2 separate regions of the Mus musculus genome follow, and region 2 is linked to region 1. Evidence: chromatin loops called from intact Hi-C (ENCODE). Cell type or tissue: heart. All regions are shown on one strand. Each heading gives the region's core, and the rest is flanking DNA. Links, peaks and the distances in the headings are about the cores only. Region 1 overlaps Slc49a4 (solute carrier family 49 member 4). Region 2 holds the start of Sema5b (sema domain, seven thrombospondin repeats (type 1 and type 1-like), transmembrane domain (TM) and short cytoplasmic domain, (semaphorin) 5B).

What was found. Peaks named below come from ENCODE experiments on the same cell type or tissue, not always from the same donor. Only the 100,000 strongest peaks of a DNase experiment are listed, where the experiment ranks them.
Region 2: it touches region 1 in a loop (3-fold over the local background); 2 of 42 quality-filtered maps call a loop at or near these places.

What each region holds. Positions count from the first base shown.
Region 1 is chr16:35,725,749-35,741,345 of GRCm38, reverse strand. Slc49a4 (solute carrier family 49 member 4) reads left to right here. Exons shown (of 9, transcript NM_153550.4): 3 at 5,695-5,960; 4 at 7,280-7,409; 5 at 10,952-11,060. Among named protein-coding and RNA genes, the nearest start is that of Gm25967, 11 kb to the right of the region's middle. In heart, for the core only: a CTCF peak has its summit at 7,129 (motif pointing left); DNase peaks (open chromatin) are centred at 7,095 and 9,065; H3K27ac peaks cover 192 bases; H3K27me3 peaks cover 384 bases.
Region 2 is chr16:35,531,686-35,547,282 of GRCm38, reverse strand. Sema5b (sema domain, seven thrombospondin repeats (type 1 and type 1-like), transmembrane domain (TM) and short cytoplasmic domain, (semaphorin) 5B) reads right to left here and starts at 5,921. Exons shown (of 22, transcript NM_013661.2): 1 at 5,681-5,921. In heart, for the core only: CTCF peaks have their summits at 6,156 and 6,879 (motif pointing left); no DNase peak of the experiment used is centred there; H3K4me3 peaks cover 2,974 bases; H3K27ac peaks cover 1,420 bases; H3K27me3 peaks cover 7,101 bases.

The sequences.
Region 1 (15,597 bases), core at 2,904-10,903:
ATCCAGTTTGGTAGAGTTGGGTCAGCAACCGTGGCAACAACACCTAGCAAAGACAGCCTGGCCTCAGCCTTGGCTTGAGTCAGTAGGAGGGACCAACAGGAACAGCAGGAGAAGTTCTCAGCTGTGCCTCAGGGAAGTGAAGAGCAGCGAAGGCTGGAGACTCAACAGCATTGCACAGCTACTGTACCAGCAAGCAAGCTGTCTATCATTTCATTGAGTCCTATTTATACTCTCCAAATATCACGTGTCCTCCACGTGCTTTGGCTCAGCAGGTTCATCCAATCTGCCCGAGTCCTTTGAAACGGCAACAAACTGCAGCACACTCCCAGATGTTTTTTAAATATGTTCCTGTCTGTGGGGTCTTGACAAATGCAGCTCAACTACACACTGTAAGGTGGACCAATACGTGCCTGTCGTTAGCGAAGAATCCTTCATCACGTGTCCTTTCAAGTGCTTGCGTAGGCCTAAGAGCATCCTCTCTCCTGTGCCTGCTTCAGTGAAACTTTCCTACCTCCACAAGTCTGCCTTAGCCTTTCACACCTCTGTTCACTTAAACAAAATGTTCTTTCACATGCTTGCCCCAGCAAAACACCATCCAAACAACTTTCCAAAGAGCCCTCAAGTTTCTACCGCACAATGTAAAGCAAAGACTTTTGACTGACGAGGGAGGTGGGCACAGTAGTGTCCGTGTGATCCAAACCTGCGACCATTCCGTCATCCCTGGAGGAGCACACAGTATGGATGGAATAAAATGCTGCCTGTGCCGTGGCTGTGGGGTGGTATACCCTGTGGGTCCGCCCCGGCTGTAACGAGGCTGTGTGTTGACAGGAGGGAAGATAGCAGCATAGGCAAGGGCTTTATGTAAAACTCTGCCTGCTTATAAAATACAGCCGACGGTTGACAAATGGGATTTCATGTAACTAAAAGACATGAGTAAGTGAAGAGACAGCCTACGGAATGAGACATGACTGAGGGTTCATGTAGGAATTCCTAAACCAAATGCCAACAAACAAACGACTCAGTCAGTTAATGAGCCAATGAAATGAGCAGACAGTTCTCAAACAGTGAAATACAAATAGCTAGTAAATGTGAAAAAAAAAGCGTTCGCTATCATTGGCATCAGAGAAATGCAGATTTAAAACTTGATCAATATTCCATCTCACCTTAGTCAGAATAGAAGTGACATCCAGTCCTGCCCTAGACACAAACAGAGGGGACCCCACACACGGATGTAAGTGAGGACATTCCACACTGCTGGTGGAGTAAGAACTAGTCCAACCACTTTGGGAATCGATATGGAAGTTTTACAGTTAGCAGAGCAGAAGGGGCCCAGAGGCTGAGCTTTCTTGTGTGTAACTCAGTGGGCTTTTCACGATGTCCCTGTCCTTTCTATAAATTGGTATTTTAGAAGCTACTATTAACAATCCTTTAAGGCCAAGGCTTTCTGTTCCCTCCAGTGTCTGCTGCAGCTGCCTTGAACATTGACATAATTGGCCAAAATTGTTTAAATATTGGAAAGTACACTAAGTTTTCATTTAAAAATAGAAGCTCTAACCGAGTGTCCAAACTGGGGACTTCCTAAGGTCTCTTCTTGCCTGACTTCCTCTTTCCTGGAGTTACTTCAGAACCTCTCTTGGGCTGTGAAGAAGGCAGACTGTTTCTAGACTAACCACTTTCAGTATCAGTGAGTTTATGCTGGATGGCAGAAGGCTGGGAGCTGAGAGCAAGTTACTAAAGTCTAAGAGAAGTAATTTTTTTAATTCTAAATTATTTCATATTTAAAAATAGAATTTGAGGCTAGGTAGTGGTGGCACATACCTTTGATCTCAGCACATGGACAGCAGTGAGTGGCAGGCTGATCTCAAGACCAGCCTGATCTAACAGAACAAGTTCCAGGACAGCCAGGGGTACCCCAGAGAAACCCTGTCTCAAAAAACAAAACAAAATAAAAAAACAAACAAACAAAAAAAAGAATTTAAGTAAAGAGCACTAGCTTACCCCAAGGAAGTTTGTGCTGTTTTTAAAAGTCAGTCAGTCTCTGGCTTCGACAGTGCAGGTCATACCCTGGGGGCTGGTAAAGTCAACGAGCTGTGCTCAGGAGGAAAATGTCCCAGGTGCTGTGCACCTTCACTCTCCCGGTCTGGGTGCACTGTAACAGCCACTGACTTTATTGTCCTTATTTGTAAATAGAGACCCTTCAGGGTGAGGCCTGTATGTGAACAGAGGGGCCCGTGGGTATTGGCGCCACTTGGCATTCTGATTTCTAGTCTTCTGATTTCCATCTTAGCCATTAGTTATGTGACTGAGACTCCACGCAGTGCTTTCTAGAGAAAGGGAAGGTATAAAATTATAAATGGTACTTTTCAATGTGTTATTAACTTCTTTAGGGAGTAGGTCTGAAGTTTTAGTTACAAAACTTTACATGATTACACATGTTATTGTGAGTGGGAGTCACTTGGGAATCGTAGGTGTTTGTTCCACGACGCCGGAAAGCATAAGGATAGGAAACCAGGGTACTGTGCAACTGAGATGTCGAGTGCTCAGAAGACGCAGAACTGAGCCAGGGGCATTTCTTTGAGAATCGAAAGACTATTGAATAGAATGAGGATTGCAGCTGTGCATGGGTGCCATCCATGTGGCCCTCAGGGCTTGTTTTCTGCGCAGGGCATTGGGGGCCACAGATGCCCAGAACAGTTAAGGACTCAACAGACCTCTTATGTGCACAGGCCCTGGGAGTGCACAGTTCTGTCCCTGCATCCCAGGCTGTGGGTGTGGGAGGGGCCACAGTGTCTTACTCTCCCTGCTGCTCACTATGGAAACCCAGGGGAGGGATAAACAGGGCTCGCAGAAGCCAAGTGAGAAGGAGAAGAGCAGCTGGGAGGAAAGGAGCGAAAGCAGTTGAGCTGAGGTTGGGGACACAGAACTCTCTGGAAGCCCTGTGAGAAAGCGCAACAGAGCCGCAGCAGACAGACCTGCACAGGCCTAGTGAACAGACTCCCACATTACACACCTTGAGTTACCTAAGACCACTCCTTGGCCATAAACTAGCACAGCTTAGCTTCTGTCCTGCCCTCAGCCACCATACTGTGACAGTGATGTCCTGGTGACCTTTGCACCCTCAACATCTTCTGTAACAGCATTAATGGTGAGCGTGGTGGAGACAGTATGTGTGTCACAGCAGGGCCACAGAGGTGGGGGTAGGCCATTGTCTCCTTTTGCTCTGGGGTTCCCAAGGATCAGACTCTGGCCCTCAGGCTCGGCAGGGAGCACCTCAACCTGCTGAGCCGTCTGGTTGGCTCTCACTTTGCTTTTTTCCATTGCTAAATTAAAATTTCAAAAAAAGGTCACAAATGGAATTGATCTCATGTATGCGTTTGAATGACTTGAGAGTTCTAAACAGTTTAGTTGCATACTGATTATGCTTACACAGGTCTATAGTGAAAAAGACATCGTGTGATAGCATTGCTGTGGGCATCTTGGGATCTGCTGGCTTTGGGGGAACTATTTGGTCACATAAACCTTTGGAATTCACTTCTTTCACTCAGAAAATTATTTCTCTTACACAAGAGATCTTTTTTTTTTTTTTCATTTTTGAACCTGGCAGTATCAATGGCATTTGGAGATATTTTCCCTTCAAGTAACCTATGTAACATCCATGGAGAGACAAGTAGGCCTGCCTTGCACAGTTCACTTCTTATTCACTTAGCTTCTGCCTGGGCCCCTGCCTCCAGCCTCATTATTCCTTCTTTCTGCTTTCGGGAAATAAGATGCGAGAGAGAGAGAGAGAGAGAGAGAGAGAGAGAGAGAGAGAGAGAGAGAGAGAGAGAGAGAGAGAGAGAGAGATATGCATGATGCTTAAGAAGCACAGGTAGGGAACAGACACCTGGCTCTCTTTCTTGCCTAGACTTCTGGCTTTTTCCTTCAGGATTGCGCATGGCTATGTGTGAGTGTGTGTTGAGTCGGAGGGCGAAGGGGAAAGGGTTTGGTCAGAGAGGTAAGCATGCTAGGTATCAGATTAGGAAAATGGACAGGAGCGCGGTGGAATGGAAGCAAGTGTGACCTCCACTGACCTTGTACCTGAAGCCGGAAGCAGAGCGCTAGGACTGGGGGCCTCAGTGTGGGGCCCTGGTCCAGTCCCTGCACACTCCAGAAAGAGGTCTTGTGAGCCAGAGGTTCCAGGAGCTCAGCCAGCCTTGCACATGCTCAGGAGATACACAGTCTTAACTTACCTTCTTGTTCTATAGAAGCAGTGGAGTCTCGATGTCCAGGGCCATTCAGACATCTGGTCACAGTGCTCACCTGAGCAGATAGTGATACAGGGAAATCAGGGTTCTTAGTCTCAACGATAAAAGATTTTAAGTACAGACTGAAATGGAGCCGTGAATTAGCGTGTAAAGCCTGGAACCGGCTAGCCATAACACCTTGGCGGCTGCTTGGAGGGGAGGAGGGAAAGCGTGGCCTCTCTTGCTGGCACAGTGGTCACACACAGGGTGGACAAGAGCTACACCATGGGAGGGATGCTTTAGAAAAGAGTAAGGGAGCCCAGATTGTTGGGGGAAGCGTGCTTAGAAAAGAGATGAAAAGAAGGAAAGAAGAAAGTCACCCTACCTTTTTGAATAATTCAGAGAAGCAGGCAGACTTACCACTGTACATGGTGCAGCCTTGTGAGCTAATGTGTGGGGTGGGGGCCAAAATTCGGGGGGGGGGGCAGGTGAAAGTACAGCATCTCATTAAAGAACCAGCGATCCTCACTGTCTCTTTTGCATGGCCTAGGGTGCATTCCTGTCCCTGGGCTGGTCCCCAGCCAAAGTGACTGAACCAGCCCAGAGACTTTCTGTCTGACATTAGAAGTGTCTTAATTATTGTTTTGTGTATATAATCCTATTATCTGACATGCAACAGGTATGAGATACTGAGCTCAGCTGTATTGTTTTCTAGCACCTGTTAATGAGCTGCAGAGTACTAGGAAAAAACAATGTGTTTTGAATCTAATTTTCAATTTCCTTTGTTAGCACCCTGGCAAGTTTCTTCTGAGCCGAGGCTCACATATTTCAGCAAACTGAAACAAGAATAGGACAAATGAACCAAGTTCTATGGCTATGAGGAGGCACCATGACTGTGGCAACATTTACAGAGGAAAGCTTTTGATTATTATGAGCTGGCTTTACAGTTTCAGAGGTTTAGTCCATTGTCATCATGGTGGGAGACATGGCAGTATGTATACAGACATGATGCTGGAGAGGAGCTGAGAATTCTACATCCAGATCTACAGGCAGCAGGCAGAGAGAGACACTGGGCCTGGCTTGAGCATTTCAAACCCCAAAGCTCACCCCTATGATACATTTCTTTCAGCAAGGCCACACCTCCTAATAGTGCCACTCCCTGGTAACTAATGCATTCAAATCTATGAGCCATGGTCGCCATTGGTATTCAGACCACCACACCAAAGTTATAGCGAGTTCTTAGTTTGGTATTGGCACAGTGAGTAAATGGTGAACTGAGTGTCCTTGGTCTCCCTCCAGAGAAAGCGTGTCATTTAGAAAGTCGGTCAGCTCACCTTTTCAGAATGTCAAATTCTTTATGTGTATGCATATATATCTTGTTGTAGTTAAACTGCTGTTTGGTTAATATCCTTTTCATTTAGAAAATGCTTGCTTCAAATGTCTCACAGACTTCCAACGTTTCCAATTCCAGGCTAATCCATGGGGGACAGATACTGAACGGACTGGCAGGTCCGACTGTCATGAATGCGGCGCCATTCCTCTCTACGACGTGGTTCTCTGCTGACGAGCGAGCCACTGCCACAGCAATCGCATCAATGCTGAGTTACCTCGGTGGAGCGTGTGCGTTTCTCGTCGGGCCCCTGGTTGTTCCAGCTCCCAACGGGACGGCACCCCTTCTCGCTGCGGAGAGTAGCAGGGCTCATATTAAAGACCGAATCGAGACCGTGTTGTATGCAGGTGCTTTGAAGATTTTTTTTTCTTCTTCTTGTATTCTTTGGTTTCTATTCCAGTCTCTGCTCTCTAGTTCTGCTGTGCCAGATCACATCACCAGAGACCCCTGAGGACTGACAGATACTCGCACTCGAATGCACTTTCATTATATCTTATGGATATGCCTGTTTGAAACAACCCTTCCTAGGACAGCACTAAATGTAATATGTATACTTGCTACATGGAAAAGTCTTGGTTAATTTTACATTTTAACTCCACTTGCAATAAAGTACTCTGTAGCATATATTCTTGGGATTTCTCTAGACATGGTGTCTAAATGTCATGCTTAACTAAACATTTGTCAAGCATCAGTTGGTAGTGTTCAGCCTGCTTTCTCCCATTATTGGTCACATTCTTGCACCTTATTCACCCCAATCACCTGTAGTTTATTCTTCATTGTTCTCCATATGTTAGTCTATTAATCATACTGACCTTTCTAAATTCCAGTGCCTAGGCAGAGACAAGTATACATGGGGAGTCTTAATATTTAGCAAGTGAGTTAAAGCAAAATTCAGCATAATCTAATCCCTCATCTTTATCACCTTAGTTTCTTGCATCTACTCCCTTGTTACTTTGTTTTTGTTTTTGTTTTGTTTTGAGACAGGGTTTCTCTGTGTAGCTTGGCTGACCTGGATCTCACTCTGTAGACCAGGCTGGCTTTGAACTCAGATATCCGCCTGCCCCTGCCTCCTGAGTGCTGGGATTAAAGGCGTGCGCCACCACGCCCGGCAAGTCCCTTGTTATTTTGAGTCAAGCCCTACACTCGCATTTCAGGGTTTGGTGTGGACGGAGTAAAACTGAAATCAGGGAGAAAGGAGAACATTTTCATTTACATTACACGTTTACACTCTCAGTCTCTTCGTTTCTTAGTTTTAGTTGCTTCCTTATCTCGTTTAACTTTCCTGTGCAGTGTGAGTTCAATCAGAAGTCGTCTCCATCAGACAAAACCCTATCCTTTCTGGTCCCTTCCCACATTCCTTCTTTCTGAAGAGTCCTCTGAGGCTGCTTTAGAATCTCTCCTACAGGGTTTGGATGGGCTTTCCCGTGGAGTAACTGTTCATCTCTCAACCTTTGGCGATCTGGCACAAACCAGGCACCTCTGTGCATCTTTGTTCATAGCGCGCCTCCTACTGGTGGCCTGAGGAATTTAAGGGCACACACGCCCAGCCTCTGCTCTGGGCTGGTGGAGGCATCAAATTTTGCTTGTCTTTGTTGAGCTAGGTATTTAAAAAATAAGTATTGACCCTTGTGTCATAAGTAGCACTTCACCTTCATTTTTCTTTCAGAATTTGGAGTTGTCTGCCTAATATTCTCTGCCACGCTAGCTTATTTTCCGCCCCGGCCTCCTCTTCCTCCCAGTGTCGCTGCTGCGAGCCAGCGGCTGAGTTACCGGCGGAGCTTTTGTAGGTTACTAAGGTGAGTGAGTAGACTCAGGGGCATTGTGTGGCAGTGGCCATAGCTGTGGCTGCATTCTCTCTGTGGGGGGGTGTGGGGGTGGGGGTTATCTGTCACGGGGGTGGCACACGCATGGAGGTCAGAGGACAATAAAGACAGTTCTCTCCTCCACCTTTACCTGGGTTCCAGGGATCAAACTCAGGCTGTCCGCCTTGCTGGCTGGGAGGTGCTTTCAGCTCTCCCACCCCTGATTCTTAATGTTCAAGGATAATTCAAACTGTTTATTTTTCAGCATTAATCAAATTGTAAGTACTCCATGCCAATATTAATTAAAATACTAATTATTTAATTCTCTAACAAATATATGTTGAAAACTCACACTATAACAAGATGGCATTAATTTTTGCTCTATCCATATTCCATGTAGATTAATACTTAAAATGTTTTCTGGTTTTTTGAAACAGGGTGGTTTCTCTGTATAGCCCTGGCTGTCCTGGAACTCACTCTGTAGACCAGGCTGGCCTCGAACTCAAAAATCCACCTGCCTCTGCCTCCCAAGTGCTGGGATTAAAGGCGTGCGCCACCACACCCGGCTTGGCTTGAATTCTTATATCTGTCAGTCTCCTTGTTCTTCAGCTGGCTCTCACTGGAAACTTACTTCCAGGTCAGGTCTGTAGATGTCGCACTCTGTGGTTAGACAGGACTCTGTCCTTTGTGTTCCTTGTGACTTTTTAGTCAAACCTTTGCACTGAGGTGGGCTTCCCTTTAGCTTTAGGTTTAATTGGTTGGTTGGTGGCTATTTTGGGTGGCTATTTTTGATTTGGTTCTTATACCTGCACTTCCCTTCCAATCCTTATTCCATCCTAATCTCTTCTAACCCCCAACAGCTAGGTAGGAGAGAAAGGTTAGAGGGGAAAGGTCATAGATCTCTCCAGGCTTCTTCCTGCTGATTAGGGTCATTGGGTTCCTTGGAGCCGGTCCAATCTTTGTAGTCAGGATATCTCCATCTTCTCGTCAAACCCCAACAGCAGCAACCAGGAGCAGCGAGGGGAGCAGCAGCCTTGCCGGAGGCCCTCCCAGCCCTCTCGGGGCCCCATTTATACCTCTCCAGAGTCCCCAGAAGTAAACTGTGTGCAGCTGACAAAGGTCATGCCCCTCCTAGAGCACAAGGCAGTCATGGGTAGTGGCTGTGGACAAACTGAAACAGCCTCATCTCCCACACCAGGGATTCAGGCCAAATGCAAGGTGAGCCCCCAGTCTAGGTCCTGGTCCAAGGAACTATTAAAGGAACTCATGAGGCAGCAGGCAGCATGCAAACACTTGGGGCTAGAGAGATGGATCAGTGGCTGCTTTTCCAGAGGACCCAGGTTCAATTCCCCTCAACCCACATAGCATAACTGGGGTTTTAAAGAAACCAAAATTGTCACTGCATTTGGTTGTCAGTGGCCCTGAGGATTGAGGCAGGGCCTGTGCTCACTACGCCAGTACTCTGGCACTGAGCCACAGCCCTAGGTCTCTCTTTTGTCTTTGTTTTACGTGATTTCGCTGGTGAGGGTAGTCCTTGATATGTGGAGAGCTCTCTTTTTCTTCTCAAGTTGTCTCCCCACTGCTCAGTAAACAAATGGCCCTCAGGGTTAGCCAGTCACTTTTTATCCCCCTATCCATTGTGTACCTGGACTGCTTCCAGTTCATTGCTGCCAAGACACAACCGCGGTGATGCCCTCACATGCCATGCATAGATGTGAGTCTTTTTGGAGAATGTGCCTGCTGGTGCATTGTTAGGCCATAAGGTTCTCTACACCCAACTTGCCTGGCATCACCAGGTTGATCTCAAAGATGCCCAGCGGACGTCACATTATCAACAGTTTGTAATTATCTGATTTTGCCACTGTAACAGCTGTGAGCTATGTTTCATTTAATTTATATTAGCTCATAATTAATATGTTCAGACTCTCATCCTATGATTTGTGGCTTATTAGACTTCATCTACTTAAGTTGCTCTCCACAGTTTTGCCCAATTTTTAATGGTAGTTCTTAAATGGTGTGCATATTTTAAGTATAAATCTCTCTTCGATCTAAACACTTTCAAGTATCTACTCCCGGTCTCCTGTCTGCCTAATCATTTTGCACAGTTTTTAAAGTTATTGCTTGTTGGTTTTGTCTTTCACATGTGCATTTTTATCCTACCTTAGTAAATGTCTTTGGCAGCCGGTGTAGGAGGACGTTTTTCCTCAGATGGCGAGCAGCATCTGGAAGCATCCCTGGCACGTGGCTGGCAGTGCCATTGTACTGTTTGTAGGATTTCTCTGTCTCCGTCTCCGTGGTCATCTTTGTTGTGAGCCAGTGCTACACTGTCACTGCCTTGGCCGAGCAGTTAGTCTTGCTATCTCAGGACAAGGGTTTCCGCACCAAGCTTTTTAAAGGGTGACTTAGCTTTTTAAGGAATTTTATTTTTCATATTTCTTAAGTTTCTAGAAAAAAAATACAAGTAAGAGTTTAGTTGTGACTACACTGAATTTACATGTAGGCTGAGAGTGTAAAGACTGTGCATCTATTTAGATTGTTTCTGTTCTTGTAGTTAGGTTTAAGATTCTCGCCCCTCCCCCCTCTTCCTTATTCTCTCCCTTCCTCCCTGTCTCTCTCTCTTTCATATTAGTCCCTGGCCTTCCTGGTTTATTCCTAGATGCTATATGGGTTTTCTTTTGTTTAGTTTTGATTTTTTTTTTTTAAGATGAGGTCTTGATCTGTAACCCAGGCTGTTCTGGAACTCATGGCCCCAAACTCAAAGTAACTGTCCTGCCTCAGCCTCCTAAGTGCAATATAACAACTTACTAGTATAGCACAGCAAACCCTGGGGATTTAAGAGCTATAAGTGAAAGGATACTTATGCAATCTCTTGTTTTGCTGGGGCTTTGTAACTTTCATAATATATATTGGTCATAATCTTTCCCTTCCTCCAGTTCATCTCAGGCTCTTACCTATGTCCCTCCCCACCCAGCTTCGTATTCTCTCTTAAGAAAGCCAAACACAAAACAAAACAAAAGAACCGTGGGGTCCGTTTTGTGTTAGCCAACTATTTCTGAGCGTGGGGCCTGCCCTGGAGTGTGATTGATATTACCCTGTGATTCCACTAAAGAAAACTGATTTTCCTGCTCCCGGCAGATATATACAAAGAGCTTCTTGGGTAGGGGTGAGACTTTGTGTCCACTCTCCTCTCGATGCTGGATTTTGTGTGTATTGAACCCAGGCAGGTCTTGCTCATGCTGCCATGGTCTCTGAGTTTGTATGTGCCTCTGTCCTGGTTCCCTGATTCTACCAACTCTGGCTCTTACAATCTTCCCATCTACTGACCTTGAGGGCAGGGCTGTGATAAAATCATCCCATTTAGGGCTGGGTGCCACAGAATTCATTCTTATAAGAAAATAAAATGTTAGAGAATTTCAAGTTTATCAACAAATGGACACACACTCCTTATTCTGTGTTCTGGTTTCAAAATGACTTAAGTATTTCATAAATAGTTTAAATTCTACATTTTAAATTTGTAATAATCTTTTCTTTTGCAGCAATTTGAGGTTTTTGATGATTGCTTTAGCATACGCAATACCACTTGGTGTGTTTGCTGGCTGGTCTGGAGTTCTGGACTTAATTTTAACACCAGTGCATGTCAGTCAAGTAAGTATTTGTACCTGTATATGTTGTTGGTATTTTAGCTCATTTAATTTATAAATAATGGTGATAAGTTTTGATTTTAGCTTCAAAGATTAGGTAAAGTGTTGCCTAACTAAACAAGATTCCTCTGGGACAGTTGAAAACTTGATTTTTAACATCAGTGTTGAGTTTCGAATTTCTTTGGCTGCTGTTAATACTGATAGACAAAAGAGAAAAAGCCTTAGTTTGGGTAACTTTATCCTTCATCCTTGTTTCATACTTGATAAATTACAAACTCATCACCTGATATATTGCTATTCTAAGTACTTTCTTGTCTCCGAACTAGGATGCCTCCTTTTTATAAAACATAACCATGGGCCAGCAGGATGGCTCCGTGGGTAAACCCTGATGATCTGAGTTTGATACTCATAACCCACGCAGGAGGAGAGATCTGAGTCTCCACACACTGTTCTCCAGCCTGCACTTACGAGTGCGTACACACAAGCACACACACATGCACACACGCATACACACACACACACACACACAAGCACACACGCATACACACACACACACACACACACACACACACACACACACACACACACATATACAAACTCGGAAGAATTACCCATGAGATTAAACCTTTTCACCATGCTCGATGCCTGTACTGCATTCTCTTTGCTGGTAGGAAAGGCAGATAGAGACCCAGCATACCACTGTGCCACCATTGCTCTGAGTGAACAGTCTGGCCATCTGCTTTTAATGAGCCCTTGGGTTGTCTCCCACTCTTTGCTGTCACAGTGGGGCTGTGTGACCATTCTCATGCACTGTCCTTTTGCTTGTGTGTTTTGGAATGGAACTGCTGCTTTTTCCGTATGCCTCCTTTGACAGGCAGTGTAAGTCCCGTCTGAGGCAGCTGTATCCCTTACAGTCCTGTCAGCGGCAGCTGGTGCTTCTCCTGCTGCCCGTCAATAGAACACGTGGCTATACAGCAGTGTTTGAAGCCTTCTCATAGATGTGCTAATGACTGAGCCTTGTGTGCATTCACAGGGACATCTGGACTTTCTTTTTCAACTGTTAGCGGATATTTGAATGTCCTATTTTGTGACTGCCTGTTCAAGTCTCTTGCCCACCCTTCTTGCAGAAAAATAGAAAAGAGGAATGAGGAGGAGGCTTGCTAGTAGCCCTAAATAGGGTCATTCCTTCCTGCTCCTGAAGGCTGAAAAATGGCCTGCATACCTAGAGCTCCAAGTGGCTTAGTTGGTAGCCTGCCACAGAGTTGAAAGTAGAGCAAAGACAACAGAGGTGGAATTGTGGTATGGAGCCAGGATCACAGCACCCCAAAACCTCTTCAGGGCCTCACACAGGCTAGGCACGGGCTCTACTACTGTCATGAAATCTCAGCCCCCTTGAAACAGGGCCTCACTAAGTTGCCCAGTTCTGGCTTTGAATTCAGTCATAATGCAAGTAGGCTTTTAGCTTACAATCCTCCTGCCTCAGCCTCCCTATATCTGGCCTTACAGACCTATGCTGTCAAGCCAGGTTTCGTGAATATTAAGTGCAGAATGAAAAATCATCCCTTCTGTAGACAAAGGTTTACTCTGTATGAACCACCGTTAGCAAAGCTTGCAGCAAGCCCTGAAGACCACAGGCTACTGTGACAGTGAGCCCTCCCAAACACAGGTCCAAGTCTTTTTTCCTCTCTACCATAAGCACACACAGGTCGTCCTCCACAGTGCAGTGTCACCAAGCATAGAGGACAACTAAAGAGTGCACTTTCTATGTTTACCACCCATCAAAGTAGAATATAACAGTCCTATTAGACATGCAAAAACCTTGGAAATTATGCTCCATGTTTTAAACAAGAAAAGAGTAATCAACAGAATCCAATTTTTCAATAGTCTAGGTGTTAGATTTAGCAAAGACTATATTGCAGAAGATAGAGGGAAAAAACCCTCGCTTGCTCCTAGTTCGTGAGTGTACATCCTTGTATCCTCTAGGGAAGCAGCACAGTAGCCATGCGGAACATACAGCTGTTTGATATGATGTTTAAGTCAGTTGTTGTTGTTGCTTTGCTTTGGTTTTTTTGAGACAGGGTTTCTCTGTGTAGCCCTGGCTGTCCTGGAACTTGCTCTGTAGACCAGGCTGGCCTCGAACTCAGATACCCGCCTGCCTCTGCCTCCCAAGTGCTGAGACTAAAGGCGTGTGACACCACTGCCCGGCCAAAGATTGAATCATTGAAACGAAGTGAAGGTACATCTCTGCTTCCTTACCTTTTGTCCCTGGACTAACCTGTCAGTGGACTGACCTGTCAGTGGACTGACCTGTCAGTGGACTGACCTGTCAGTGGACTGACCTGTCAGTGGACTGACCTGTCAGTGGACTGATCTGTCAGTGGACTGACCTGTCAGTGGACTGATCTCTCAGTGGACTGACCTGTCAGAGGACTGACCTGTCAGTGGACTGACCTGTCAGTGGACTGATCTGTCAGTGGACTGACCTGTCTGTGGACTGACCTGTCAGTGGACTGACCTGTCAGTGGAATGACCTGTCAGTGGACTAATCTGTCAGTGGACTGATCTGTCAGTGGACTAACCTGTCAGTGGACTGACCTGTCAGTGGACTGATCTGTCAGTGGACTAACCTGTCAGTGGACTGACCTGTCAGTGGACTGACCTGTCAGTGGACTAACCTGTCAGTGAACTGATCTGTCAGTTGGACTTGTGGTTCTCCCGCTTCTTCCTCCCCTGGGCTAGAAGTGCACTTGGCTTTGCCCTGCTGGGGATCAACCCAGGCCGTGTAGGTCACCGCTCTCCCAACCGAGCCACAGCCTTAGCACTGGTATCAAGGTTATGCTGGTATTGATGCAATTTGAGACATATTCTATCTTTTCTTTTATTCTAAGAGTTCATATAAGATTATGAGTTCGAGTTTGAGGTCCAGGCGTGGTGGTATATCCTCTAACCCTAGCACTCGGGAGGCAAAGGCAGGTGGATCTCTCTGAGTTCCAGGACAGCCAGAACTACATAGAGAAACCCCATTTCAAAAAAGAAAAAGAGATTTTAAAAAAAATATGGGTTTGATCTTCTGTTCTTCTCTAAATATTTGGTAGACCTTACTGTTTAAGCCATTTGCTTTTCTGTGAAAAAAAATTGTTTTAACTATTGAATCTGTTTCTTTAAAAGTTACAAAATTAGGGCTAGAGAGATATCTGAGCAGTTAAGAGCACTTGCTGATCTTCCAGAGGACTCAGGTTCAGTTCCCAGCTCCTACATGGCAGCCCCAAACCATCTATAATTCTAGTTTCAGGGTTCTTCCAGCTCCCTTGGCACTGCATACATATGGTGCATATGCATGATAGCAAACACACGGACACACTAAGTAAAAATAGATTTCTTAAAGCAGTCCTACATTAACATTTCAGTGGACAACTTTTTAAAGATTTATTTTATGTATATGAGTACACTGTAGCTGTCTTCAGACACACCAGAAGAGGGCATCAGATCCCATTACAGATGGTTTTGAGCCATCAGGTAGTTGCTGCAGTTTGAACTCAGGACCTCTGGAAGAGCAGCCAATGTCCCGTGTTCAGTGTCCTGGCAAAGTGTATGTCATGGTCATCTACTCTCTGGTGATTTTATTGGCCCTCCAGGACCAGTTACTCAGGATATTAGTTGCCCTGAATATCAGTGTCTTCTCACATAGCTTTTCCTTGAGTAATTCCACTAGCTTTTTATTGAATGTTTCTTTTCTGAACATCCTGTTGATTTATTCTTTCCTCTTCATGTTCTTCTGTTCTCACCTATAAGAAGGAGTTACTTTGCTTCTTTTCCTAATTTTTAAACGTAAATGCCTCTGAGTGTCTTTGATTTTTCAACTTAAATATATCCATTTTAAGGCAATTTCTTTTTTTAAAAAGTATGGATTGCCCATCCCATCTCATACGTTTAATTAAGTAGTACTCTTATTATTATTGCATTTGAATCTATGCCCATACCTCTCTGAATGTGTTTAAGCTCATCATTATTACTTAATTTAAAATATTTCCATAATCCATTGCAGTGTAGGAGGTGTTTATAAGAACATATCCTGTTTTCTTTTACAAGTATAACATCTATAGATTTTAATTTTTGTTTAAAAATTAAAACAAGATTGGCAACAGGAACTCAGTGTAACCCAGGGTGACCTCAAGCTCACAGCTTAACTGGGGATGACCTGGATCCCTGGTCTTCACCTCTGGAGTGCTGGGCCACAGTCACCTGTCACCATGCTCCATTTGTGAGATGCAAGAGCTCTGACTTGGGGCTTTGTTCATGATTGGCAGGCACCCTCCCAATGAGCTACACCCCCAGCCCCACAGTCATGCTTCTTGAGGTTTGTAGGACTCATTGGATGTAGAACTTGCCTCTTCAGTTTCTAGAAATGTTTAGCCAACATCTCCTTAAGATTTATGTTCCCCAGTTCCTCACGTGGCGCTGTACGTGTTACACTTTTGTGCTGCATTTCCTGTCGTGTGGCACCTCTAGCCGTACATCTTACACCTTTGCACTGCATTCTG
Region 2 (15,597 bases), core at 3,523-11,522, 190 kb after region 1:
TGGGAGAGTAGGACACAGGTCAACTGTTGCGACTCAAGCTCAAGGTCAAATACTGCCAAGCTGTTGCTGGCCCAGGGTCCCTCCTCCGTTCTCCAGGATACCAAGCAACAAAGTGAACAGAAAATTATCATCTCCCCCCCCCTCCCACACACATACACTTTCAAGTCACCAGCCCTAATAACTTCTTATCAATAAGTCCCTTGCTTCTGCTGAGATTAAAGTATGTGTTCTGCAAGGTCTGGCTTATATCTCTGAGCTCAGGAAGGCAAAACCACCAAAGCAGAAGGGAAGGGCATGGCAGGGCCACAGAACACACAGCTCCCTTCTCTCCATTTCCTTTAAGAGCTCTGCTTCCAGTTGGAGTTTCTCTAGCTGCCTCTTTCTAGCACGCAAGCTGGTTGAAGGAAGGTTTCCTCAGACAGAACCCTTGAAGGACATCTGTCAGATGTGGAAACAACACATACAAAGATCGTCAGCTCAGCAGATGTCACCAAACCAAAGCTGAGAGGAGGGAAGCTTGGAAAGGGTAGCCTTATGCCTCCAAAACCCTAGGTGTTGCCCATATAAGCTACAAAAGGAGAGCTCTGCTCCATCGATTCAAGGAAACCGTGTTAGCCAAGACACTTGCTTTGGGATCTCGTCGTACATATAGAACAAAGTTAGTTAAGCATTGTCAGAAAGGTAAGACCATCCTAGTGATGACTGAACTCAAATGCAAAGCTATGAATTTAAAGCAAACTACTACAGAAGTAACTACCGTGCACATATACACCCTGCATGTCCTAGAGAAATGGAGACACTGATGAGGTGACTGGTAAGACAAAGGATATTGTCAGGACCACTAGCATCCAAACTGAAGTATAAATGACCAACCAATACTCCCTTCAGATAGTTGTTGTCTCCAAATACCTGGGTTTGCCTTGAAGGAAGGTTTCCTCAGATAGAACCCTTGGAGGACATCTGCCCGATGTGGAAACGACACATACAAAGATCTTCAGCTCAGCAGATGTCACCAAACCAAAGCTGAGAGGAGGGAGGTTTGGAAAGGGTAGCCTTATGCCTCCAAAACTCTAGGTGTTACCCATATAAGCTACAAAAGGAGAGCCCATGTAGAAGGGAGTTCAGCCACATTTGACAATTGAAAAGTCTGAAGTCACTGGAGGGGACTTGTGGTATCAGCTAAGGAAGTAGAATCCTAGTCCTCTCAGTCCAAAGTCTAAACTCCCAAATCTTTTGGACAAGTTGACATTAGATGTCAGGTCACCTAGACAAATGTACAGGGAAGAAAACACAGACACAGTAAATCCTATCACAAACGTGGAGGCAATGTTGGTAATTGCGTTCCCCTGGAAATGCTGACTCATCCATCCCCAAGGGCGACCAAAGACAAGTCTTCTTTGCTACTGTGTCTACAGCCCCTAGCACAGTGCCTGGCACAGAGGAGGTGGTCAGTAATTAGGAAACACACAAATGCATTGCCTCTGTTGCTCTCTCTCCTCTACCGTGTGCTCAGACAATCACTAAGTCAACCTTTGAGGATCATGAGGCACTTCTGGCTACTGGGACATGATTGGCAGGTTTTAGAATTTAGTCCTGGGGTCCTTTGAGGCAGTATTATGAGATCAGGTGTGCACGTCTGATCAGGAACTCTGATCTTGCATCTTCTATCACCTCAGACCTCAGTGGAATCAATGGCTTGGCTGACTATAGTATCTATTTGAGCCCCTACAATATAGAAGGGCAACCGACACAAAGGATAGGAGCGTTATGGTCAATGATCAGAACAACTAGACCCAATACCATCTTCTTACCAAGTTCAAGTTCACACAATCCACACAGCAACCTTCAGCCCTGTTAAGTTCACTTTTTAAAAAAATATATGTATGTATGTATGTATGCATGTATGTATGTATGTATGTATGTATTTAATGTTCATTGGTGTTTTCCCTGCATGCATATTGGTTGGATCCCCTGGAACTAGGGTTATAGTTGGTTTTGAGTTATGATGTGAGTGCAGGGAATTAAACGTGGGTCTTCTGGAAGAACAGCCATCTCTCCATCTCCCTTAGGATGGCTTTCCTACAAATGACTAGCACCCCTCCCCTGCTTCTTCTGGGGACCCCCTTCCCTCTTTTGGAACCACACATAGGGCTTGAGGCTCTCTAGATATTCCTTAGGACTCCTGAAGAACTAATGTGAACTTCCAGTCTTCCCTCATCCGACTTCTGAAGGTTTGTTTCATATTGTGGGCAGGGGACAGAGAAAGTCATAGATTTTTTTCCCCCTATGTAAGTATAAAACTAGTTTACATCCAATAGGTTCCATTAGGGTAGGGGGCTTGAGTTCTAGCTTCAGCTCCATAACTGGAACCTTGTGTCAGCGGGTGCATGGAGCTCAGAACCCCTGACCTAAGCATAATCATCTCTCAGAAGACTGGTATTTGGCCCTGGGGTGAGCGGAAGCTGAGGTCCATAATGGATGTAGAGCAGGGTTGGGGAATACTCCAGTGGCTCCCCGAGGTACAGAGAAACATAATAGCATCATGCCTGCCCCTCCAGAGCAGATATACTCATGTCTTAGAATCTTAATTTTTTTTTTTTTGAGACAGGGTTTCTCTGTATAGCCCTGGCTGTCCTGGAACTCACTCTGTAGACCAGGCTGGCCTCGAACTCAGAAATCCACCTGCCTCTGCCTCCCAAGTGCTGGGATTAAAGGCGTGTGCCACTACTGCCCGATTTTTTTTTTTTTTTTTAGCCTGTAAATATAGTGAGTCAGATCATTAAAAGCCACAAGTTTGATTTGTTTGGACCATTTCATCTGGATAGTTTGGCTTTCAACATCCAGTTGTCCTTAGACCCATCCATTCTAATTGCCTCCGCGATCATCACATTGTTGCCTGCCTTTCTTTCTGCAGAGTCTAAGTTTGTGATCTCCTCAGCAACAACAGTCTTGGAGCCCTCTACCATCTCTAACCTGGAGAAGAGCTGACTGACGAGGCCAGTCATGGTAATCCATACCTGTAATCCCAACACCCAAGAGGCTGAGGCAGGGGGAGTGTCGAGTCTGAGGTCAGCCTAGGCTATTGTCTCAAAGGGTCAAGGAGAATATGCTGGCGAGACAGCCCAGTGGTTAGAGACACTTGTTGCTCTTGCAGAGGACCTGGATTCACTCTCATGGTGGCTCTCAACCATCCACGGTCCTAGTTCCAAGGGATCCAACAGGCACACACATGGTACACATACACTCATGAAGACAAAGCATTCATATAAATAAAGTAAAACAAATAAATCTAAAAACAAAACAAAACAAAACTCTAAGCCTACATAAACCAAAGAATCGATGGAAGAAAGGACTTTCGAGCCGGGATCCATCCTATCCCAATGTAAAGATGTAATCAATCAGACTGCCTCTCAATCTCCCTGCCTTTTCTAGTCTGACCCTTGTCATTAGGGAACTCTCCCTCTCAGGCCCTTACCCTTCAGGATCCTCTTTGTAAACAGGCAGCTGGTGAGGAAGGACCCCAGTCCTGTTCCATCAAACTCACCAAGCCAATGTTCTCTTAGGAAAGCCTAAGCCCACCGCTTGGGCACCAAGCCTCACTGAGCAGGAATTCTGCCCTGAACCTCAACATTATTTTTATCAGCACCTAATACTGTGTGTTGCACAGCATAGGTGATTTAGAGATGCTTGAGGTTCACGTTGGTGGAGAGGTAGAGATGGGAGGCCTGCCATTCCTTTCTAAACTGGTGGCGATAGCTGGTGATAGGCAGAAAGGACTGACGGAAGGGGACACACACACACACACACACACCTGGTACACATACCTTTCTTGATTTGCCAGAGCCCAGGTGACCTTTACTCCTGGAGGATCCTCTCTAAAGCTCAGAAAGTCGAAGGTTCTTGTTGCTCACAGATCTCTCTCTCTCTCTCTCTCTCTCTCTCTCTCTCTCTCTCTCTCTCTCACACACACACACACACACACACACACACACACACACACACACACACACACCACTGTACTCTGGTTTTAACCCTTCTTTCCCCTGCACTGGGAAGAAGCTAGATTTGAGACAGGGTGTTTTCTTTCCAAGCCTCTTACTCTCACCCTCCCACACACCCTCGTACTGGTGAGGTCCCACTCTAAAGCTCGAATTCTCCTCTGCCCCTTCCTCAAGGTCGTGGGCTCCAGAAAGACAAGAAGCCACTTGTAAATGCCAAGAAAAAAAAACAAGGGGGGGTAAGGAAGACTGGAAAGGGGTGGACTAAAAGATGGGGGTGGGTAGGTAGGGAGGTTGAACAGAGCACCGCAGAATGAGGTCCAAGTCGGTACAGAATGCGGGTAGGCAATGGGAGAGCAGAGACGGGTGGAAGGAGATTGAATTTACAAAAGGGTGGAGAAAAGAGATCGGAGTTAGGGCCAGTGAAGGCAGGATCGTGTAGGTTCTAGACACAGTCAAACTTCCAATACCCCAGTCCTATTTGGCTGACCAAGAGCGCATGGCCCACTAAAGGTGGGCTGACCAGATGCGCTCTGTAGGCTCTTCTCCAATTATCAAAAGCCAGAAGAGGATCGCAGGCCTGGGGGCAAGGTCCCGAGGCCACCGCTCCAGATCCAAACTCAGCGCCTACTCATGTCTGGCGCAACGGGGCGAGACGACTCAGAACCGGGCCCCGGTAAAGCAACCAGAAGGGATGAGATCGGCGCTTCAGGTGGTCGTCTGGTTCTTTAAAGTTTGAGGCCCGCAACGGAGCCCACATCGTTCTGCCGATCCTCTTCACCTTCGCTTTTTCTCCGCGGGTCCTGCTGCTACTTCTGTCTCCGCTCCCGCCGGCTCGGGTCCCCGGATCCCCTTTCCTGTTCGCATCCCTCCTTGTGCCCAAGCGCAACCCCCCCCCCCATCCCTCCCTCCGCGCTGGATCTCCCGCACGACGTGAGCGGAAAGTGAATGGGCAGCCCCAATCACAAAGACAAATTACCATGAGAAAAATAAATCAGGAAATCGCCCCTTTAGTCCCAGGTTCCCGCCGCCGCACCCGCTTCACTGGCTGAGGCAGGAGCAAGGGGCCCCGGGCTGCTCCATCCAGGGCCTTAGAGGACACTGTGGGCTCCGAAGGGCCCAGTTAAGGCTGGAGTAGCCTAGGGGGTGGAGGGGTCTAGGAAGAATCAGGCGAGGGCCGGGTTGGTGGCGGCGGCATGGGGGACGTCCCTGCGCGGGAGATTTCACACTCTGGGCCGGCCACGCGTTCCCACGCGCCTCGCCGCCCGCACTCTTCCTCTGCCAGGTTTCCCCGCCCGCCCTCTGCTGAACCTCTGTCTCGGCCCAGTCTCCGTTCCTTTGCCCCCTCGCTCCCCCAGCCTTTCCCTGGTCAGTCCCCCTACTCCAGGCCCGCGATCTGGGTCTCCGCCGCGGCTGCAGCCTAGACGCGCTGATCGCAGCCCAGTGGAGCCAGAAGCCAGAGCGAGCGGGTGTCAGGAACGCAGCAGCTCCGGTGGCGCCCCAGCCGAGGTAGCCCCAGACAGCCCCGGGACCCGCGCTCCAGCCCCCTGAAGCCTCCCCAACGTGCCTCCAACTTACCAGCGCCCCCGGACTCCCACCCCTCTACCTATCCTAGTTGCTGAAGTTTGCAACTCACAGCCCCAGCTGGCGAGGGAAAAAGCTCCGGAAGCTCCCGGACTCACCTCCCGGCAGCACGCGCAGGTGCCGGGCTCCCCGCGGCCCTGGGCTCAGGGCGGTGCGGACCACAGCGACGAACCCGAGGGCTGGTGGCCGGTCTGGGAATGGGGCGGCCGAACAGCAAGGCTCCGGACTACGGGTTCAGCGCTCCGCCGCAGTCTCCGACTCCTGTCGGGCCCGGCTGCGCTCCGGCTGCTCCAACAGCCGCTGGATGCGCGGCCGACCGGCGGGGCTCGGCGGAGCTGGGCTCCAGCACCAACCCCCGCGCTCCAACTAGCTCCAGACCCCGCGCGCCGGAGCGAGCCGGGAGGAGGAGAGTGAGGGAGCAGGCGGTGGGGTGGGGGGGAGGCGTGGGGGAGGAGTTGGAAGCCAGAGGAGAGAAGGAGGGGAGCGGGGGAGAAAAGGAGGAGGGGGATGGAGAGGACCTGCGACTGCTGGCGCTTCACCCGCCAGCCCGGAGGAGAGCGGGAGAGCGCGAGGGGGCGCCCTGCATCCCGATTTCGCCCCCTAGCAGAACTCCGGCCCCTAGCTTGCGAGCTATGGGGATGGGTGGACAGAAGCTGCCTCTGTCCTAGGTCTCTAGCCTTTGCCATCTTTTGCTAGGTTTTACCTTACCGTTCTCTGCCATCCCCATCTCAAACCGACCCCAACTTGGAGCCTGAGAAAGCTCTCCCCCCAACACACACCCTGGGGTCCCCAATACCCCAGCCCCTTTAGCTGTGTAGAAACATTTTTCTGCCTGTGGATTTGAAATATGAATGAGAAAAGGACCGCGTACTAAACCCGGGAGATTGTAATCAACTCCAGCAACAGCGAGATGCTAAGCTGCTGGGCTGGACCGAAAAGCCAGAGCTGACCGGTTGCTAGTTAACCTCACAAGCTACAAGATCTTGGGTGAATCTCTCTAAGTCTCAGTTTCCTCGGCTGTAAATTGACGTTAGTGATGTGCACCCTACCGAACCTCGTATGAAGAACCAGCAGGGGATCCAGGGAGTGAAATGGCTTCAGGAACACTGGGAGGGTATCCAAAGAATGTTCAATCCTAGAGGAACGGAGTAATGTCCGCAGCAGAGGGACCCTTAGCGCAGCCACACCAAGCTAGGTGGGATTGTTTCCAAGTTAAGTGATCTAGTGTCGACAGAGAAAGTCGAGGAGCGCAAGCTTCAAATCCTAGATGCTAGGGCTACAAGCACGGATGGAAAGGGAGCCCTCTGCTGAACAGAAGAGGTACTTTAATTATAAAATAAGGTGAGCTAAGGAAGTGAAAAAGTGGGAAAGACAAAGGACCTGAACAATCAAAACAAGAGAAGTGTGCTTCTAAGAGAAAACCAGAGAAAACCGCCAAATAATGCTTTAGGGGAATAAAAACGCTAAGAGTCTCTCTGGAATGCTTTGGAGAATTAGAACCGATTCCAGGTGAAGCACTTCGTGTTACAAAATGAAACCTCGGAAAAATGCAGAAGGATGGAGATAGTGATGGAGGCGGTAGGAGTCCCAGGATGCAGGCAGTAGGAATCCCGGGATGCTTCCCTCCAGTACCTCCAGGGTAGTGGAACAGAAAGGGTGTGCTCTAAGGAAGCCCTTTATGAGGTGCTGTGAAAAGGGAAACAGTACCAGACCTCAGAGAGATAGTCTTTCTAGGGCAACAGAAAAATGCTGAAGCTCGTAATGTGCTGCATAAAGAAGAACTCACAAAGATAAAACCTATTCTGGACCCAAAGAGAGATGCAAAGATGGGGATGGGGAGAAAGCGTCGTCTGAGCACAGACACATCTAAGCCGGGGGTCAGCTCTGAAGAAGCAGTATGCGCTACACAGACCAAGAGATCTGGAGAGTAGAAGCCAGTTTCTAGAATCTCTGGACCTCTTCCATGCTATACACACTGGCCCAACCCTCCCCCACACTCCCAATCCCTAGAGGATTGTTTTTACCATGGCAAAGATACAAAGATGTGGAATATAAAACATCTTTTTTAAAGATTTCTTTTCATTCTATATGTTGGCTTGTGTGTCTGTGTGAGTGTATGCCATGTGTGTTCTGGTGCCCGTGGAGACAAGAAGAAGACATTGGATCCCCTGGATCTGCAGTTGTGAGTCCCCTGGTGTGGATGCCGGGAATCATACTGAGGTCCTCTGCAAGAACAGCAAGAGAACTGCTGAGCCATCTCTCCAAGCCCTAGAAGCACCGTTTGATTAAACCAAAACCATAATGTTCCATAAGCTGCACGAAGTGAGGGGAGGCTGTTTGGCTGGCTGGGAAAATAGGCAAATGCCTTCTGGATGATTCTGCGGGCCACCACTGTCTCTTGGAAAGCCTCCGTCCTTCACACCGTCTTCCCACCGCCTTTCCCACACCCCTTCCTGGCTTCCCCTCTCCTTATGAATGAGCCGGGGAGGGAGGTTGGCGCAGGAAGAGAAAAGGCGACACCCTTGTCTGGGGGAAACAGAAAAGGTGATCATCATCTTTAGGAGGAGCCAAGAAGGAGACACTCAGAGACACAGGCTGAGGAGCAAGCCTGCTCGCAACCCTGAGCTAATTAATCCTAATTGCATCCTACTGTGTTGTATTGATTACCAGTGATTACTCAAGGACTCTCAATACCAGAGAGCTCCAGAGGCTGGACACTAAGAAAGGGGACAGTTTCTTCCTGAGCCTGGCTCACCACCTGCTCCAGGCATACCCTGGTGCTTGGCCAACTTAGCCGGGAGAGAATCTTAGAATTATTGTACTTGGGACAAAATCCGAAGCGCTGGTTCCAGCAGCAGCAGCAGCTCCTGCCACTTTCTTAGACCTTTGCAATAACCTCTGCAATAATTACTCCTAGGAAGAGCCATCCTCCACCTATCTGAACACTGTTAATTAAGCTGAATGTAAATACAGTAATTAATACCAAATTATCGCAAACAAACAAGCCAAAGAGCAGTGAACGTAGCGGGTGACCAGAGTTCTTAGCATTCACCCTTGATGTAGAAATTCCCGAATTATCTAGAGCTGAGGTTCCAAGAGATTAAGAAGTATACATTTTCAGGTTCAAGGGTGGCAAAGCTGAGAGGACAAGGCTGTTCCCTTTCTCCCTTCCGAGTGACTCCCTCTGAAAACCGGTATAGTATAGCTTTTCCCAAGAGAGGCAGTGTGTGTGTGTGTGTGTGTGTGTGTGTGTGTGTGTGTGTGTGTGTGCAAATGCCTGTGCCTAGCCTCAGCACAAGCACAAATCTTGTCTAACAGCAAAAGGCAAACAACAGCCAGTTGTATACTGATAGGAGAAAGAAAATTGAAAACAAAAAAAGAAGCCATCACTTATAATGTCCAAATTGTTTCGCGGTCCCAGAATTGCCTGCTCGTTGTGTTGTGGGATGACAAGGAAGCAAATGCCCATCTCAGAAGTCACTGTCACTTTGTGAACCAAAAGCACACTCAGGTCAGAGGAACTGAAGTGTCACTAAATGACAGCCTGGCTATTGTCCTCAACTACCATGAGGGATCTTCCTTCCTTCCTTCCTTCCCTCTAAATGTGTCACTCACTATGTGAGGTGGAGAGGTCACAGGAAGACCCTCACAGGCAGTCAGTGAAGGGGGTAAACCCCAGTAAGCTCAAGAGAAACCCCAGGACAAGCGCCCCACGGGCACTTGGAGGGCCGATGCCCAGCTCTACCAGACAAGCTCAGGACTTCTTTCCTGAAAAGGGCTATTCTAACCGGGAATGAAAGATGGGGCAGGAATTTGCCAGACAGAAGTGGGAGGAAGCAAAGTATTCCAGGCAGAGGAAATAGCATGTGTAAAAAGCACAAGGCGATATAATTAGATTTATGTTTGAAGAATTACTTGGCCCTGGTTAGGAGATTCCGAGAGAGCCCAAGCAGGAACCGTGAGCAGGTGTGCTGTGTGGTGGAAACAGCGTCACACTGGCAGTTCAAGCCTCAGGTCCAGGATGGCTAGGCTCCTGAGGAACTGCATGACCTGGAACAAGCTTTTCATATCCTCCTAGACCTCAGCAGTGTCTGGTGGATAAAATGAGAGAGTGTCAATAATGGGTTTCTCAGGCCCACAGAATCCCATGATGCTCTCCCTCCATTTACCCATACTTCTTTCAGTCTTGCTCTATTTTATGCTCCGGGTCAGAGTCATACTGTTTGTTCTTGCAGTGTGCACAACACTTGACAGTCTATGAAGGTATCTTCCGCCTGCTATTTCCTTAACCTCCGCATGGGTGTGGAGGGGACAGGCGCACTGGAGCCCTCAGCTGCTCTTTCTCATCAGCATCTGTAAATGCCATCTCTGTGCTGCTGACACTCAAGCTGTGTTGAGTCTGCAGCTCTAACCTCACTCTGGAAACCAGATACATATAACTAACTGCTGGGTCTCCTGCTACTGCAGTGGTTCTCAACCTGTGGACCTCGACCCCCTGGGAGCCCTAGATCAGATCTTTACGTTAGGATTCATAACAGATAACAGTAGCAAAATTACAGCTATAAAGTAGCGGCAAAGATGATGCTTCGGTTGGGGGTCATCACAACATGAGGAACTGTATTAAAGGGTCGTAGCAATAGAAAGGCTGAGAGCCATTGCATTACAGGAATGAATACCTTGTGAGCTCCCCACACTTACCCTGAGCGATACCTAGGATCAAATGAGTGCCTCCCTTAAACTCCACTGTTGTATATAAAAACTCCATTTCCCTAGGGTTGGGAATGTGGGTCAGTGGTAGAGCACTTGGCCATCATGTGCAGAGCCCTGGGTCGATCCCACCACAAGTACCCAATCAACCAGTACCCCCTGCCCCCAACCCCACCACTCTCATAATTCCCCTAAGCCACAGTCACTCCACACCCAACATGGAAACCATTGGTAAACCCTGCTGTGTCTTCCTTTTCAGACTCTCATCTTGGTCTTTCCCACCTCCTCTGCCAGTTCCCCAGTTCCAGCCATTCTCCTGTCCCTGGATGTTTACTCTACCTGTTTCCATCCTTCTGCCTTGGGCTACTTTCCAGACAAAAGTCCTTCTAAGTCAGATCCTGTAATTCATCTGCTGGAAACCCTCCTGTTGAGCCCGTATCCTTCTAGATAAATGGCCATATTCTTACCAGACCCAGGTATATGAGGCTCCTTCCCACATCATGTACATCACACCTTCCCTCCCCAGATTCTTTTCAGCCACACCCCTCTGTGCTGTCCCTCAAAGCCCCAAGGCTCTTTCACCAAGGAGAGATGTGTTTGATGTTTCCATCTGGAGAGCTCTCCATCTGCCAGATGTCTACATGGGTCAATTCCTCGCTTCAGTTTCTGCCATTGACTATCGCCACCTGACATTTCATCTGAATGTACGTGCCGTGAAAGTAGAACCCACCCGATCAATACTGCAGCCTCAACCCACAGGAAAGGACTTGGCAAAGGCAGCAGGCGACAATACTTTAGCGCATGCAAATATTAACTGTTCCCATTTTGCAAGTAGGAAAACTGAGGCCCAGTAATGCGACCGGTTCTTTCAGAGCTGAGGCTTGAATATCAACTCATCCCCATTAGTTGATTTATTCTTAGATAGTAGCAGTGTTGCTACCTTAAGTGGGTTGCAATAGAAGATACATTGCAGTATAAATAGTGTTGGTTTCAGCCTTGCCCTTGGGTGTCATTTCTCTCCTCAGGCTCCTCTCTCCCTTCTCTTCCACTGTTCTGACATAGAATATGGATTTGGGCTGTGTCTAAGCCAGAGGCAAGGGAAGGGTGTGAAGATCAGGAGACAAGCTAAGAGCATGGCTGACTTAGGGCCCTTGCTAGACTTCCTGGCACCCAGGATACAAGCAGAAGAAGCACTCAACTGCAGGCCAGGGGCCGGGGTCCCTCATAGGATATTTGGGCCCAGAGAATACTTTCAATGAGAGACTGGTATCTGTGATGATTTCCTGGGACCAGGTTGAAGAGGCCTGGACAGAGGTCTCAGACAGAATGAGAACAGGGTGGATGTTGCTGGGCAAGGTTCAATAGGACAGTTGTTGCTGGGCGGGGCTAGACAGGGCAGGTATTGCTGGACAGGGTTAGGACAGGATGGGTGCTACTGGAGAGCATCCAGAGAGGCACATCTCACCAAGAGCATCCAAGATTGTCATTAAGAAAGTTTGTGCACCTTGTACTTAGAGGTCATAAACAGAAAACAGCAGGGTTCAAGAAAGAGCCTTCTGCCAGGTTTGGTGGACTACACCCACCCCCTCCAATGTGGTTAAGAGGCCCAGAGAAGCTCCATTCTCAGAACCATTGTCTCTGCTGTTCCATGGTTCCAATTTCTCAGGCTGAGGAAGCAACAGGCAATGGTCCATGATAATGCTGGCAGGCTGAGGAAGCAAGAGGCAGACAATGGTCCATGGTAATGCTGTGACCTCGGCCCCAACCTGTGGAGAAGCTTTTCGTGGCAGTGTTATTGACTGGGTACACCCGAAGATGAGAGAAGATGTTGCTGGATCATGGGTGGCAGGAAAAACAGAAGCTTTGAATGCTATGGAGAGGAGATGGGCTTCTCCAACACCCCAGGCTGCAGGAATCCTCTGATAGTGTGGGACAGGTGACAGTGGCAGACTAGAGGAACTGGAACAGTTACAAGGCAGGTGTGACAGCCTCAGGAGCTGGCCAGCACCTTGCAGAGGTCCTAGACATCCAAAGGAAGATGGAGAAGAAGAGAAAAGAATATGAGACTCAGTATGGTACTTATAAGGGAAGAGTGTGGGAGCCAAGTGAGACATAAGAAAAAGACTGGCTGGGTTGGGAGAGTTTGCGCCTCTCCAGCAGTTTGCCTGTTGCCAGCTCTGCCCTCGGTCTGGGAAGTGGGAGGGGGAGGATGTAAGAGAGAATGGCATCTTGATAATGATGCATGTAGCTCTTATTTCTGATATAAGTAAGAAGCCTCAATTTTGGCAGGGGAAGAGGGAGGGAGGCTTTTTTTCCTTTTGATCAAATAAGAATTTTTGCCACCCTCGTATTGGCTCAGCTCTATGCTGGGGAGGACACAGCCAGCAGTTAAGGGATGATCATCTTACTGGGGATGGGAGTGCATCCAAGCAGGTGAATGCCTGAGTAGCTGTCCCAGACAAGAAACTGAGGATAAGGTCATTGGAAAGGGAGACCTCGGGGTTCCATAGGGAAGCTCCCTGGTGGGTGTGCAGTCACCTTCGACCTCCAAAAGGTGCAGGGAGAAAGAAGATATTGGTGGAGTTCCTTGAGAAAAGAGAAGAGTCAGTACCCATAATCAACTTAGACCTGTCCATTAGGCTTTCGATAAAGCTTTCTAGGAAAGGGCATTTAAACACTTAAATCAACATGAGAAAGAGGAATAGCTTAGTGACAGAAAGCAGGGCAATATCAAGTTTAGTGTTTTCCAGAAGGTATGCTACTAAAACCCCATTATTAAGAGTCCATGCAAGGATGAATGAGTGTGTGGCATTTGGGAAACTGAGGCAGGAAGATTGTGAGTTTATGCTCCATAGAAAGGCCAAGGCCAATCTGAGCTTGGAAACAAAAACAAATACACACAACATAATATAGACACACGGAGGAGTAACATCCATCCTTAACAACGAAGGCCATCCTCATTGATGCTACATCATGAGTGATCTTTTAAGGGATGAGAGTAAGTGCAAGAAACCAGACACATCAGGGCAAGTGCTGCATTGCTGCATCTATGTGGTACCCTACTCACAGATGAAGAAGGCAGAGGCTGAGGAGACGGCAAGCACTTACCACACGAAAGCGTGAGGCTCAGAATTCAGATCCCCAGAATCCACGTAAGTGCTTGGTGGGCTGTGGCTGCTCTCCTCTGTTAGAAAACAAAGATTAATCTTGCGTGGCACAAAGGAACTCATGATCAAAGGGAAGATAGATCAGCAGGGCATTGACTGCAAAAATGACAGACCTTCTAAGGGGAAGGTGATGTGAGTCCTTGCTGCGCTAAATCCCTTTGATAGGAAAGACAACATGAGGGTAATCGTAGCCTCTGAAGGTGGACACTGGGATCCTCAAGAATACCTGGCTGTTGAGAGTAGCCATCTCAGTCAGCTCTGGGTCTGACCAAGATCCTTCATTTATGAGCAGATAGAAAAGCTATCAAGGATAATTTCCAACACAGGACTTCACATGCACCCATATACTTACATCTATCCACATACAAGCAAATATAACATGCCTGTGTTGCGGGTGGGGGAGGGAAAAATGAGGAGTTATTGTTAAGCCGATGTAGAATTTCATTTGGAACGATGAAAGAGACTCAGACACGGAGGTGATGACAGCTATGTATTGTGTATATGTCCAAAGCCACATGAAACTGTGTACTAACATGAGCCAGGCATGGTGACACAGTGCTGTGAACCTAGCTCTTAGGAGGCTGTGGCAGTAGAGACACATGTTCAAGGCCAACTGTGGCACTGTGCTCTGAGCTGCTCACCCTTGCCACACACAGAGAGAGAGATTTTGTAGCAAACAAATTCTCTTATAACCAAACACTAAAACTGGGGTGATGACTCTAGAACTTAAGAAAAGTAGGAAATTAGTATAAATAGAATGATACAACTCATATACTAAAAGATTACTTTTTTAAAAAACAAGATTTCACTATGTTGTCCAGGTGAGCCTCCAATTCCAGGTCCTCCTACCCCCCCCCCCCCCCGTGTCCCACCTCAGCTAATCCTGTGGATCAGAGACTCAGAGATGGATGCAGCCCTTTATAAGTGTGCAGAGGAGAAAGGGCTCACGTTTTCCAAAGCTTCCTGGTGAGTCTCACCCAGAGCTAGGGTTGAGTGCTCACAGCATCAAGGCTGAAAGCATCAGCCTCCTCTGGTCTCCATCCAGGCACTGCGATTGGCTGGCTGCGTGCTGATCAAGCTGTTTAGTCTCTGCTTCCCAATTTCCTCTCCTTCAAACGTTGGCACTCATAAACCATGAAGTTGCAGAAAGGATTACAAGAAACAGCACAAGCTGAACCCAGGACATTTTAAAAGTGCACTGAATGTTAGTTCTGATTAGCATCAACCTAGTTTGTACAAATTGGCTGAAAGGGAAGAGGTAAGTTTAACGTGGCGTGTACAGTATGCTTAAGAATAAACAAATCCAAACCCTGTGACCAGCATCTCTATCAAGAATGGGTGTTTGAAATTATTTCCAGCTCCCACTACGTGAATTTGAAATACTACTTTGCTCCAACTGCTCAGAAAACATACCAGTTTTCAGCAAGGGGTGCGAACCACCCCCAATAACTGCACCCATGCATGTTCCTGACACTGGGGAAGGAAGAGAGAAAGAACAAGCTAGTGTGACTGAGAGAAGTCAAGCCATAAAGGTTAAGAAAACTCCGAGATGAGGTAAGGACAGGGTGGGACTCAGTTAGCTCATCAATAACCCCGAGAAGGTGAACACAGACTCACGACAGCCAAGTACTGGCTGGAGGGGAAGATGATCAAGGAGCAGCTAGAACAAATAAAAGAAATGGGTAATAAACTCCTGGAGCACATTACTTCAAGATGTAGGACCTGAGGGAGATATAAATGAACTCACACAGGGTCTGGAGAGATGAATGTCAGAGTTAGAAGTGGCTACCCAGGGAGGCTGGCATATGTCCACCTTGAAGGTCAGTGATGGGGAAGGCAGTGGGCATGGCTCCTCCGCAGTGGAGACTCCACCAACAGAGGATTCAGGGCTGAATGTTCTTAGTGTTCCTTGGGAGGGCTGGTAAAGGGGTGGGGAACGGAGAAGGCCTGCTGTCTTTGGGGTCAGAAGGAAACTAGTTTAGCTAAAGCCTGTAGTCCAGAAAGGAAATTCGTATGCATAACTAAAATTAGATTAAAACTTTAAGATATTCAGAGCCAATAATGGGGAACTGCGGATACTCCAAGAATCATAGTGGGTTGTAACCCCTTTAGCCCAACCCCTTTAAAAAAGGTACAGAAAC